2 separate regions of the Homo sapiens genome follow, and region 1 is linked to region 2. A link is a contact called in ENCODE Hi-C or POLR2A ChIA-PET data. All regions are on one chromosome and are shown on one strand. The core of a region is the stretch at or near the end of the contact, and the rest is flanking DNA. Distances in the headings are between cores, read along the strand shown. Region 1 holds the start of SHOC1 (shortage in chiasmata 1). Region 2 has its middle 46 kb from the start of SHOC1.

What was found. Hi-C counts contacts between places; a loop is a spot of excess contacts on that map. ChIA-PET counts read pairs that join two places held with the same protein, here RNA polymerase II (POLR2A). Pooled maps may share reads with other maps.
Region 1: a loop to region 2 is called in a map of chondrocyte, with 2.8 times the contacts of the local background. The contact joins the promoter of SHOC1 here to the enhancer-like site in region 2. A Hi-C loop is called at or near these places in 1 of 168 maps with a recorded cell type or tissue (chondrocyte), 1 of 37 single-sample maps with no recorded cell type and 1 of 50 pooled maps. POLR2A ChIA-PET finds 5 or more read pairs at or near these places in 3 of 52 experiments (B cell, MCF 10A and activated T-cell).

Annotation. Positions count from the first base shown.
Region 1 is chr9:111,790,635-111,797,232 of GRCh38, forward strand. SHOC1 (shortage in chiasmata 1) reads right to left here and starts at 4,303. Exons shown (of 28, transcript NM_001378211.1): 1 at 4,266-4,303; 2 at 740-820. The coding sequence starts at 784. LOC124902249 (a long non-coding RNA gene) reads left to right here and starts at 5,584. Exons shown (of 2, transcript XR_007061734.1): 1 at 5,584-5,738.
Region 2 is chr9:111,837,171-111,843,925 of GRCh38, forward strand. It overlaps the pseudogene RNU6-1013P. Among named protein-coding and RNA genes, the nearest start is that of SHOC1, 46 kb to the left of the region's middle. RefSeq lists an enhancer at 3,827-3,996. Within about 2 kb of position 2,306, at least 3 of the 41 ENCODE cell types and tissues checked have a DNase peak (open chromatin) inside an H3K27ac peak, as active enhancers do.

The sequences.
Region 1 (6,598 bases), core at 3,053-5,552, 45 kb before region 2:
CCCAGATTTCAAGTGATTCTCCTGCCTCAGCCTCCCAAGTAGCTGGGATTACAGGCGCCCACCACCATGCCCGGCTAATTTTTTTGTATTTTTAGTAGAGACAGGGTTTCACCATGTTGGCCAGGCTGGTCTCGAACTCTTGACCTCATGATCCACCCGCCTCGGCCTCCCAAAGTGCTGGGATTACAGGCGTGAGCCACCGTGCCCAGCCAAAAGTGGCATTTTAAAGACATTAAATGTGGAAAATAATTTTCAATAAATCTAAAAGTAATTAGACTAATAAACAATCTAAGGATTACTGCAAAATTATCATATACAAGTTGAGCATCCTTAATCCAAAAATTTGAAATCCAAAATCCAAAACTTTTTGAGTGCCAATATGATGCCAATGGGTGGTGAAGATACTGGCACTTTTGCTTTTTGATGGTTAGTTCAGTGTACACAAACTTTGTTTCATGCACAGAGTTATTTAAAATATTGTATAAAATTACCTTCAATCTATGTGGATAAGGTGTATATAAAATATAAATAAATTTTGTGTTTAGACTTGGGTCTTATCCCCAAGATATCTCATTTTATATATATAAAAATATTCCAAAATCTGAAAAAAAATCAGAAATCTGAAATACTTTTGATCCTAAGCATTTCAGATAAGGGATACTCAACCTATATTGAATGTAGTTAACACTTCTTACATCATAATTCTCAGTAAATAGACAGTAAGCCACTAACACTCTACCTCATATAAATAGTCTATTGCATGATATTTCAATGCTGAAAACATATCTTCTTTCTTTCAAAGCAGTGTAAATTTCAACATCTGGAAATACAAAAATTAAAATTAAACACTGGTAAAATAGCAAGTCAAGTGCAGAAAATCTCAATCACAAAACTTTGGTTTACTCATTTTTAAAAAGGCTCTGAATGATAATCATTGGTAAAAATAATATACATTACTATAATTTTAAATCTAATATGAAAATAATGTATATTGATAGAAAATTGAATAATTTCTTATTGTTTAAATCATATAGCTGTTAGTTGGTTGGTGGAAATATATTTAATGTGATCATTTTGTTGCAAAAGAGGTTGAAATTTACAAGATTGCCGGAGTGGTGTAACCATATTTCTCAAGTGGTCTTGAGAATAACCATATTTCTCAAGTGGTCTTGAGAATAACCATATTTCTCAAGTGGTCTTGAGAATAACCATATTTCTCAAGTGGTCTTGAGAATAACCATATTTCTCAAGTGGTCTTGAGAATAACCATATTTCTCAAGTGGTCTTGAGAATAACCATATTTCTCAAGTGGTCTTGAAATTGGGTAACCAAGGGCAGAACTCTGTGCTGAAACAGTGGAGGATTTGGAAAATTGGGAAACAATTTGTGAAACTGTTTCCATTCTCTTACTTAGAAAATAAGAAGCCTAAAGTTAGAATTTTCTAGTAGCTAGCTCATTTGGAATAAAGCAACTATGGCATATTGGTAAATCAGCAAATCCATCTAATGAAGCAATAAGTAAAATCTAGAATGCTTAACTAGTCCGGGATGGTTCTCATTTACTTGAGAACTCAAGGAATTACAGTTTTGAAGTTACTCTAGGACAGAGTAACTTCTGTGTAAAACTTTTAGTAAAAAACTAAAAACAAACTTTTAAAACAATCCAGGCCAGGCATGTTGGCTCACACCTGTAATCCCAGCACTTTGAGAGGCTGAGGTGGTGGATCACTTGAGGCCAAGAGTTTGAGACCAGCTTGGTCAACATGATGTAAAATACAAAAATACAAAATTTTTGTATCTCTACTAAAAATACAAAAATTAGCTGGGCGTGGTGGTGTGCACCTGTAGTCCCAGGTACCCGAGAGGCTGAGGCACGAGAATTGCTTGAGCCTGGGAGGTGGAGGTTGCAGTGACCCAAGATCACACCACTGCACTCCAAACTGGGCAACAGAGCCAGACTCTATCTCAAACCAAAAACAAAAACAACCCAGAGCACAATTATTTTATTTGTTTAATGACTCAGAAGGATTTTTGGATATTACAATATGTTTTCCAATTAAAATGAGACAAATATGTTATCTGAATTGTCTTTAATATTGTTAGATTCTGTGGTGTGGAGAATATATAGTGTGGCCACCCTCTTTCACTCTTAAACAGGACCAACGTGGGCATTATTTTACTGGTGGTTACTTTTCTGAGAATATTTCCAATCATTGCACCTCTATGTCTTTTCCACCCAGTGTATCACTGATCTTTTTTTTTTTTTGAGACGGAGTCTCGCTCTGTCCCCCAGGCTGGAGTGCAGTGGCCGGATCTCAGCTCACTGCAAGTTCCGCCTCCCAGGTTCACGCCATTCTCCTGCCTCAGCCTCCTGAGTAGTTGGGACTATAGGCGCCCGCCAACACGCCCGGCTAATTTTTTGTATATTTAGTAGAGACAGGGTTTCACCGTGTTAGACTGGATGGTCTCGATCTCCTGACCTTGTGATCCGCCCGTCTCGGTCTCCCAGAGTGCTGGGATTACAGGCGTGAGCCACCGCGCCCGGCCTGTCACTGATCTTTCAAGCAAATATTGATTCTAGAACTTCCATTTCTTGGTGTTGCACTTTCAGAAAAAACTGATTGTCTCATTCTAAAAGCCATTGCAAAAAGTTAACAACAAACTCAACTTTACTGACTTTACCCATTCAGCTTATTGTCAGCATTTATATTAACTTTTCTTTTCTTGTGAAGCCTAGTATTTCTATCACTCTCACCAATTACCTTAAGAAATAATTACTTTTGTATTGAAGTCAACCACTGAAATTCATGCTAAATATGTACTACTTAATAAGATGCCATATGTTATATACATGCTTAGAATCCCGTTTATCAAGTTTATTTCATTGTAATACAGATATCGAATCCATCTAATAGTGGTGGGTGGAAGCAAAAACGATACATTGCTCTTATTTCTAAAACCAAAGATATGAGGAAATGAACAAAATCATGGTTAGAGAGAGGGTAATTTAAAATTATCAAGTTTTGAATTGCAGCAATTCTCGAATTTTTTTTTTTTTTACCTTTTTCTAAAGATTTTATTTCTTTTGTGCTACTTCCTAACAAACATCTACTGGACTACTGGACCAAAATGGAAATGCACACGATAATGAGGTCAGGCACAAGGCCAGGAAGTAAGCTTTCCCAAGATGATGATGATGATGATGATGATTTAATTAATTAATCAAATAATTTTTTGAGACAGAGTCTCCCTCTGTCCCCAGGCTGGAGTGCAATGGTGCGATCTTGGCTCACTGCAACCTCCAGCTCCCGGGTTCAAGCGATTCTCCTGCCTCAGCCTCCCGAGTAGCTGGGATTACAGGCGGGTGCCACCATGCCCGGCTAATTTTTGTATTTTTAATAGAGACGGGGTTTCGCCATGTTGGCCAGGCTGATTTCGAACTCCTGAGCTCAGGCAATCCTCTCGCCTCAGCCTCCCGAAGTGCTGGGATTACAGGCCTGAGCCACCATATGCCAGGCCCCAAGATTATTTAAAAGCACTCACAGGTGAGTGTGAATCTTCGGGCTGGCTTCCCACCTCTCCCCACCAGCCTAAGGCATCAGGAGCTTTCTGCCTTCTTCACTCCCTCGCATAAAAACCCACTTAAAAAAAAAAAAATAATAAGATCCGCCGGAAGTGGTGGCTCACACCTGTAATCCCAGCACTTCGGGAGGCCGAGGCGGGTGGATCACTTGAGGTCAGGAGTTCGAGACCAGCCGGGTCAACATGGCAAAACCCCGTCTCTATTAAAAATATAAAAATTAGCCAGACGTGGTGGAGGACGCCTGTAGTCCCAACTACTCTGGAGGCTGAGGCAGGAGAATCTCTTGAACTCGGGAGGCAGAGGTTGCAGTGAACCGAGATCGTGCCACTGCACGCCAGCCTGGGCAACAGAGCGAGACCCTGTCTTAAAACAGACAAAAAAACGTAACATGGCAGAGAAGGCGAGGTGCACCTATTTTCCCTTATTGTTTAGCCCATACAACTTCTAGTTGATGGGCTGAAATCCCACCAGCATCTCTGAGACCTTCACACCTTCTATTCTCAGGTTAAGTGGACAGTGGGTCTGGGGTTTTGTCTCTACAGAGCCACATCGGCCGGGCCTCACAGATGCGTTTTCCAGAGATTCCTGAGCTGCCATACTTCTTTGGTCCCATACGACCTTTTCCTCCCCTCAGCCCTCAAAATCACCCTCTCTCCTGCCTCCAGCCTCTCAGGGCTCTTACCTGAGGTAAAAATCGCCTCCTGCATCTCTTCCTGGGGTAAAATTCCCGCCCGCTGGACACGTGACCACTGAGCCTGCACTCTGTGCTTCCATTGGCCAGACCAGGCCCCGCCCCTTGGGCTCCGGGCACTTCCGTCCGCGAGTGGGCACAGCCTAGGGAGGTAAGGATTGTGGGGATTCGAGGCTGCAGCCTGGGCAGCGCCGAGGTCCTCGGGAGTGAGCAGAACCCTCATAACACTGGGCGGAGTGTGACGGTGGAGAAGTCGGCGTGAGGCTAGAAAGAGCTGGTTGTGAAGGGTTGGGAAGACCCGGCAAAGCAGTCCGGACTTCTTTGGGAGTGGCGGCTCCCATGTTGTTAGCGAGGCCGGGCAAAACGCGGCAGGGTTAGCCGGAGGGCGAGGGCAGAAGCCTTTCAGAGGTAAGGGTGGGAGGATTTAGCAATCAGACAGATTCAGGGAAAGAGGAAGGCAAGAGAGAGGAGGCAAACGTGCCTCAGGGGTCTGGCTAGGTGTGGGTCATGGCTTGGTAGCAGAAGAACTTTTGAGGAGGGGCAGGAAGATACTGCTTTTCAATTGGCACATGTGGATTCTATACCTTAATTAAAGCCACTCCCTTACATACACACATTTAGGTATCGCCAGACTCGCCTGATGAGGAATAATTATTCTTTCCTCCATATTTCTTAACTCCTGTCTTTTCCATGAAACGGCTTGGCATTAAACTCCTTCCCAGAAGATTGCAAGAAGTAACATGCATTTATTTACTTTACTAACACATGGGTGTCTTTTGAGTTGATTGTTCAAATACTAATTGTGAAATGTCAGTGGATAAGTCACTTTATTTTCTTAAGTTACTTCCTTTATTTTGTACAGGTGTGTGCAGTTTGCTTCGGTTATATGGATTTAATGTTTGACAATAATCAGTTTTAAAGATATTCACCTAACATTGAAGTGCATTAATCATCCTGTGTTCTTGGATGTCTACCTTTTATTAAAATCAATTTTAAATTAAATATCTTTGTAAAAGTTACAAAAATTGGCCGGGCCTGGTGGCTCACGCTGTAATCCCAGCATTTTGGGAGGCTGAGGTGGGTGGATCACCTGAGGTCAGGAGTTCGAGACCAGCCTGGTCAACATGGTGAAACCTCATCTCTACTAAAAATACAAAAAAAAAAAAAAAAAAAAAAATCAGCCGGGTGTGGTGGCATGCCCCTGTAATCCCAGCTACTTGGGAGGCTGAGGCAGGAGAATCGCTTGAACCCGGAGGCGGAGGTTGTAGTGAGCCGAGATCATGCCACTGCATTCCAGCCTGGGGGACAGAGCAAGATTCCGTATCAGAAACAAACAAACAGAAAAACCAACAACAAAAAAAACCAAAAAACAAAAATAACACATGCTTATCCTTACTATAAACAGGAAAACCATCCAAAGATGTATACAGAGAAAGTAATCGCCATTCCCACCCCAACTCCCAGGTAACCAATATTAACAATCTGGGTTGATTCTTTTCACACTTTGTTGTATGTTCATACAAATTTATTCAGATATGCATGTACAACGTTGATTGGCTAATTATATTTAAAAATTATTACTTTTAAAAATAGCTGCATAATATTTTATAGTAACTACGTGCCATGATTTATCTAAACATTCCACTACTGATGGATTAACAGATTGTTTCCAATTTTTTGGAAACAATGACAAATAATGCTGCAGTAAGAATTCTTGGACATATGCTCTTGAATACTTTCTGTGGCATAGATTTGTTTTGGCTTGCTGGCTGAAATTGTAAGAGCATTTCAAATTTAATAAATATTGCCAATTTTTCCTTCCAAAAATGTATAGCAGTTTACATTAACAATACCAGAAAGGGGTCATCATTCTCCTGAATACCCAACAGTACTGAATATATTGCTCTTTAGAAATTTTTGCCAGGCTGATGCATGAAAAATTCTATCTTGTTTTAGTTTGCATTTCTCTGACTACTGCTGAGATTAAACATGTTTTAGATGTTTATGAATCCTTTGGATTTCTTCTTCCATGAATTGTCTAATTATGCATGTGGCTGTGTATGTGTGTATATGTGTATGCATCTGTATGTTTGTGTGTGTATGAGATCAAGTGATTTTCCTATTGGGTAGGTTGTCTTTTTGAAAATCTAGTGTAAAGGTGCATTAGTTAAAATCAGGCCTAGCTGTATAAATAACAGAAAATTCCAAAATAATATTAAATATATTTCTCTTTCATGTAAATGAAGTCCAGAGGTACAAAGGTTAAGGACTGATATGGCAGCTCTGCCCCACTAAGTCCTCTGGGTCTTAACTTCCTACCAGCT
Region 2 (6,755 bases), core at 1,056-3,555:
ACTGCAATGCAGCTCTGCCAAATGGTCATCTGTCTTCTCTTTGAATCATGGGTCATTATACAGGTAGATGAAAACCTGCAAATAAAAAGATAGACGAGAATTATAAGACTAGAAAAGTCTTTTAAAGATTGCCTACTCTTTTTCAGACGCTAAACTATAAAAGCCATTTCAAAGGATAATATTTTATAATCTATTCCTGTCTCTTTCCCTTTCTTCTTTCCTCTCTTCTTCCTTTTCCTTCTCTTTACACAAAACATTTCCTGAGCACTCATAACATGCCAGGTGCTATGTTAAGTATGAATGATATAGTAATGAACTATAATCAGTTTCTGCCTTTATTTATTTATTTTTGTTTTGGTTTGGTTTGGTTTTGAGACAGAGCCTCAGTCTGTCGCCCAGGCTGGAATGCAGTGGCGTGATCTCAGCTCACTGCAACCTCCACCTCCCGGGTTCAAGCAATTCTCCTGCCTCAGCCTCCTGAGTAGCTGGAACTACAGGCACCCGCCACCACGCCCGGCTAATTTCTTTATTTTTATTTTTAGTAGAGATGGGGTTTCACCATCTCTTGATGGTGAAAAGAGATCACAAGTTGGCCAGGCTGGTCTTGAACTCCTGACCTCAGGTGATCCGCCCGCCTCGGCCTCCCAAAGTGCTGGGATTACAGTAGTGAGCCATCGTGCCCAGCTGAGTTTCTGCCTTTAATATTCTGTTTAGAGGAAAGAGAGAACGTTACTACATCCAGAAACCCAGGTGGGATATCTATGTTTCTTAACTCCACTGGATGATCAGGCAATATGTTTATGGAGGTGAGGCTTGAACTCATTCTTTAAAGGACAAGTAGAATTAGGGGAAGCAGGCAAGGGGAAAAGGACATTCCAAGCAGAAGAGATATTATAAGTAACATCATGGAAAACTGAGAGCACATGGTGAAATTGTATAGGTGGCATGACTTGAGCAAATTGTGTGAATGCAGATACAGGAGAGTCCTCATCCGCCCTACTAATGATGACATTTACGTACAATAAAATTAGCTCTTATTTTTAACGCTCTTCTCTGGTAGAATTCTTAAAAAGCTGAGAAGAATAAAATCTTATTCTATGTCATTTAATCAGAACCAAATACGAGAAGAGGAAACTCAAAGGAAAATTTTCATCCATTCAATTCTTTCTTAGTAGTTATTATTCGCTAAGGGCAATGGTTGTTAATAGGAATAGTCAAGGAATAATTTCTCGATTATTCTCAGCTGATTTTCCTGGCAGTATTTCATTCAAATCAGAAGAGTGTTAATTCCATTTTTCATAAGATCGGGGAGCATGACCATCTGTGTCAAGAAGAAACGAAACCTCAAAGAGTTCCAAGTCAGTTTGGATCAGTCTCAGGAAATCCTGACTTTTATTTGATGTGGCCCATAAGTCCAATTATTGTACTCACAAAAAAGGCTCTTCAAAGACTGGCTATTAGCCTCATTTTACATTCAGGGACAGGAAATGATAAATCTTAAAACAAGGACACAGGACTTTTAGAACTGATGTCAATGAGAGTCTCTCTCTTATCTTTCTATCCTTCTTTTTGATCTGCTTCCTTCCTCTTTGCCTATTTTTTTTTTTTTTGGCTCCCTGTTTTCTTCCTTAATTTATATCTTATGCCTACCAGTGTTTCCCTAGGTAGTTTAATATTTCTAATGGTGATACTTGTATTTATAACATTTTCCCTAAAAAATATTTCAAATAACTCTTCAGATCATTCACGTCCCAAGGATTGTCAGATAGGTTCCTTTTATGACTTCTTACACACTCCTATGTTTGACAGAGCCACACCTGAAATGGTAGGATTATTGTCTTTGCGTCACTCAGATGCAAGTCTTGTGGAGGATTCAGTCTCTCCCTAGCCCTGCCCTGTGAGATAGTTTTAACAGAAATGTGTATGAAGACATGCATGGCAGAATTACCAGATCAGCTGGTGACTCAAAGCTAAGATCATAAATTACAGACTCTATATCCAAAATGATCTCAATTGGCTGGAATGCTGGTATGAAATCAATAAGACAAAATTTAAATCAGATGTAAAGCCCAGGTGTGGTGGCTCACGCCTGTAATCCCAGCACTTTGGGAGGCCAAGGCTGTCGAATCATTTGAGGTCAGGAGTTCAAGACCAGGCTGGCCAACATGGCGAAACCCCGTCTCTACTAAAAATACAAAAATTAGCTGGGTGTCGTGGCACATGCCTGTAATCCCAGCTACTCAGCAGGCTGAGGGAGGAGAATTGCTTGAACCCACGGTGCTGAAGTTACAGTGAGCCGAGATTGCGTCACTGCACTCCTGCTTGGACGACACAGCGAGACTCTCTCTCAAAAAAAAGGAAACCTGCTAGATCTCAGAATTATAGCAATAGTTTCAGTTGACCTCATCTCCTTCCTACATGTGTTCCCCTCTCTGCCCATGTCCTTCTGACCTTGTGAGTTCTGAAATGAGTCCAAACTTCTCCCATCACAGTCCCTCTCTCTAAGTATACAGATTTATCTTTCTATCATGACTGAGGTATGCACAGAGTTGACTTTATGAGTGTACGATCTGTGTTGCTGCACAGAGTCCTGCACTTAAAAGCACCCCATACTCAGTTTAATGTCTCCTTCTGGAAATTCTTCTTTTCTTTTCTTTGTGCTCACTTTGGCAGCATATACACTAAAATTGGAACAATACAGAGAAGATTAGCATTGTCCCTGAGCAAGCATGACACACAAATTCATGAAGCATTTCATATTTTTATTTATAAAAAATAAAATTTTTTAAAAAGTTAAAAGTAATTTTAATTGGCAAATAAAAATTATATATATTTATCATGTACAAAATGATGCTTTCATATATGTATACATTATGGAATGGTTAAATCAAGCTAATTAACATATTCATTACTTCACATGCTAATAATTTTTTTGTGGTGAGGACACTACAAATCTACTCTCTTGGCCATTTTTCAAGTATGCAATACACTATTGTTTACGATAGTCATCATGTTGTGCAATAGATCTCTTGAAACTTCTTGAAATTCTTAACAATTTAAAAATTTTTTTTAGAGACAAAGGATCTTACTGTGTTGCCCAGGCTGGTCTTGAATTCCTGGACTCAAGCGATCCTCCTGCCTCAGCCTCTTGTGTAGCTGGGATTACAGATGCAAGCCCCCATGCCTGGCTGTAACAACTCTTGAATAAAGAGTCTGGCATTTTCATTTTGCACTGAGCCCCACAAATTATATAGCCAGTCCTCGGTATAGGAAACATCCTTTTCTTCTCTGAGCAGTTGAAGTTTTCCAAAAGGAAGTTTTTCTATGAAAATGAGGTAGCAAACAAACAAGATGGCTACACCAAAAGTTAGCAAAAATAAAATTTCAGATTACAGGTGAATCCCAAAGTGAACTAGCACCAAGCCAAAAATGCAATTAGTCAGCACAGTAGAGACAGTCCATAGCGTTTGGCTCCTTTCCACTTCATTTGTAGCTGCCTAAAATGTTAAATTAAGATATGCACATGATCTGAGATGGATTTTGTTTGGCAGCAAAACCAAACTGTAGTATCTGTAGGATTCTGGCTATGCTAGGAATAGACCCTAGGTCACTGGCCCTAGCTCCATCATCACTTGCTAGTCCCATTTCTGACCCACTCCTTCTGTTCTTTCTACCCATTTCAGATCTCCAGGTCTCTGGCTTCTTCACTTTGGCTCCATTTACTTCATATCTGTTTTCTAGCCAATTGAAAAGGTCAGTTTGTTATGCAAACTGGAGAACCCTGGCTTCCTTACTTATTATTAGCAAAATGTAAGCTTGCCAGATTTAACTAATTAAAATGTAAGATCCACAATTACTTTTGAATTTTAGACAAACAATGGATGCATTTTTAGTATATGTTCCATATATTGCATGGCATGTACTTATAGTAAAAAATTATTTATCTAGCTTAAATTCAAATTTAATTGAATGTTCGGTGGGGTGCAATGGCTCACGCCTGTAATCCCAGAACTTTGGGGGGCTGAGGCAGGAGGATCACCTGAGGTCAGGAGTTTGAGGCCAGCCTGGCTAACATGGTGAAACCCCATATCTACTAAAAATACAAAAAATTAGCCAGGTGTGGTGGAAGGCACCTGTAATCCCAGCTACATGGGAGGCTGAGTCAGGAGAAATGTTTGAACCTGGGAGGCGGAGGTTGCAGTGAGCTGAGATCATGCCATTGCACTCCAGCTTGGGCAACAAGAGCAAAATTCCATCTCAAAAAAAAAAAATTTAATTGAATGTTCTGCATTTTACCTTGGGACCCTGTCATCATGGGCACCCATGGATCATGGGCTGCCCTGAACATACAGGAGATGCCTACTATCTAACCTCCTTGGAGGCCATTGGCATGTCTTCAGTTTTCTTGGGACCAAAACTCTCTCGGTCTCATCTGATGTCAAATTCTCTGCTCCTGCAGCTTCTGCCCCCTCTCAAGTTCCCACTTCAATAAAAGAGCAGAAATTACTAATGAATCCTGGGTTTATTGAGCAATCATACCTCTTTCTCAATTTACCTGAACAATTCTTCCCATTTACTCAAGTTCTCTTTCATAATTCTATTCCCAAGTACCCCCAGAAAAGTAACTGTTACCAGATTTTGCAATACAGATGTTGACCGGTTTTCTCATCCGTATATCTACGGTAGCCACTGTATTGCATGGTATACAGTGGAATTCAATAAATGTCTGTTGGGTGATTGAATTAGTTAATTAAAGCGTATATTCCCTATAGGTTTTTTTGTTGGAACAGATAGAACAGAGTGTTCTATTTTATTCCAGAGGGAAGGACCAGGGCCAATAGCGTGAACACTTAGGGAAATCATTTTGACTTCAACATCTGGAAACTTTTCTTAGCTCCAGAGGTCAAAGTGGTGGTGTTGAGAAGTCAAGATCTTCCTACCCTGGCAATGTTCAGAAGGAGGTCTAATTTCCACCACTATGGCATTGCTGTCACAAACAGAATTTCTGGACTAGGGGCAGTGAGAAGTAATTGTTAAACTACTTCCGAACCTAAGAATCAAGAACGTTAATGCACCCTCTCCACAAACACACTTTTATTTTTTCAACTTAAAAGTTGCACTTGATACTGAATTCTGCTCTTCTGAGAACAAGGACATATAACAGATGCACGCACACATTAATGATGTGCCAACTCCCTTTTGTTTCAAGTCTTATAGAGCATAAAGACAAAGAGGTCATTTCTAGTAATGGAGAGTAAAAAGCCCTTAATTTTTCAGTTTATCTTTGATTTATGTTTCTGTGTTTGTGTGTGGCCAGGCTCTCCTTGGCCTTTTCAAAAGGAACTGGCATAACCACTGAAAATGTGTGGTAACTGACTACATGTCCCTGGGGAGAAATCTTATGTTACTCAAAACACAGTTGCTAATGAACAGCCTGTGTTAGTCCCTCAACATAAGAGAAAAAAAGCTATTTGTAGGTATGAAGGTAAGCACAACCATTCCCCCAATAACCCTGGAATTCTTATATATCTCACCATTCTTTTTTTTTTTTTTTTTTTTTTTTTTTGAGGCAGAGTCTCACTCTGTCACCCAGGCTGGAGTACAGTGGCACAGTCTCAGCTCACTGCAACCTCCGCCTCCCAGGTTCAAGCGATTCTCCTGCCTCAGCCTCCACAGTAGCTGGGATTACAGGGACCTGTCACCATGCCCAGCTAATTTTTGTATTTTTAGTAAAGACGGGGTTTCACCATGTTGGCCAGGCTGGTCTGGAACTCCTGACCTCAAGAGATCCGCCCACCTTGGCCTCCCAAAGTGCTGGGATTACAAGCGTGAGCCACCACCCCCAGCCTCACCATTCTTTTAATGTTGTAATATGTGAGAGAAAGGGAGAGATATTCGAGGTGAAGTAATTGTGCATATTTGAGAAGCATATGCTGTGTATGAGGTGGGGGTAGGGAGATAGAAAGGTATCGTGGGGAGGGGACAAGATGTGTGATGTCCACAGGACTATGGTGGGGAGTTTATGATAGCTCAGCATGTTGCGTGCCTGTGAAGACTGAGTAGAGGCAGCTGTCACAGACTGTGTGTGTGTGCAAGTGTGTGTGCACACATGCATGAGTGTATCCATGCATGTGCAGTAAGAATAAAGATGGTTGATGGAAACCAAGTGTGTGTTGTGGGTAGGATGGTGGGCAGAGTGTATATATGTGTAATTGGTCAGGGTTTATATGAGGGTGAAGGTAGGAAGTGTGGTAACTGACTACATGTCCATGGGAGAAATCTTATGTTACTCTAAACTGTGTTTTGAGTAAGACAAGTTTGAGTTTTATAGAAGAGGAATAAGTCTGTGTGAAAGAACTGAGCACAAGTGCGTTTGTGTTTTTGTGTATGAAAGAAACTGTTGGTGGCAGCTAAATGTGAGGTATGGATAAAGTGGTGGGGACAAAGTCTGTAAATGTATATAACAGGGTATTGTGGGAGTAAGGATTGGCTGTAGTGTGTGTACGAGTGTGTACAGAAGTGAACAGAGTGTGTGTGAAAGAGAGAGAGAGACAGAGAGCAAGAGGGAGGGAGGGAGGGAGGGAGGTAGCTTTGGGAAATTTGTGCTTATTTATGGATGGGGTATATTTTTTGAAGAGTCATTTGTGTATGGACAGGTTATATGTTTATGTTTGAACAAAGTGTGACAGAGAAAGTGTGTACGTGAATGCACACGTGTGCATGAGAGTGTTAGGTCAGAGTATTCAAGTAGCGGA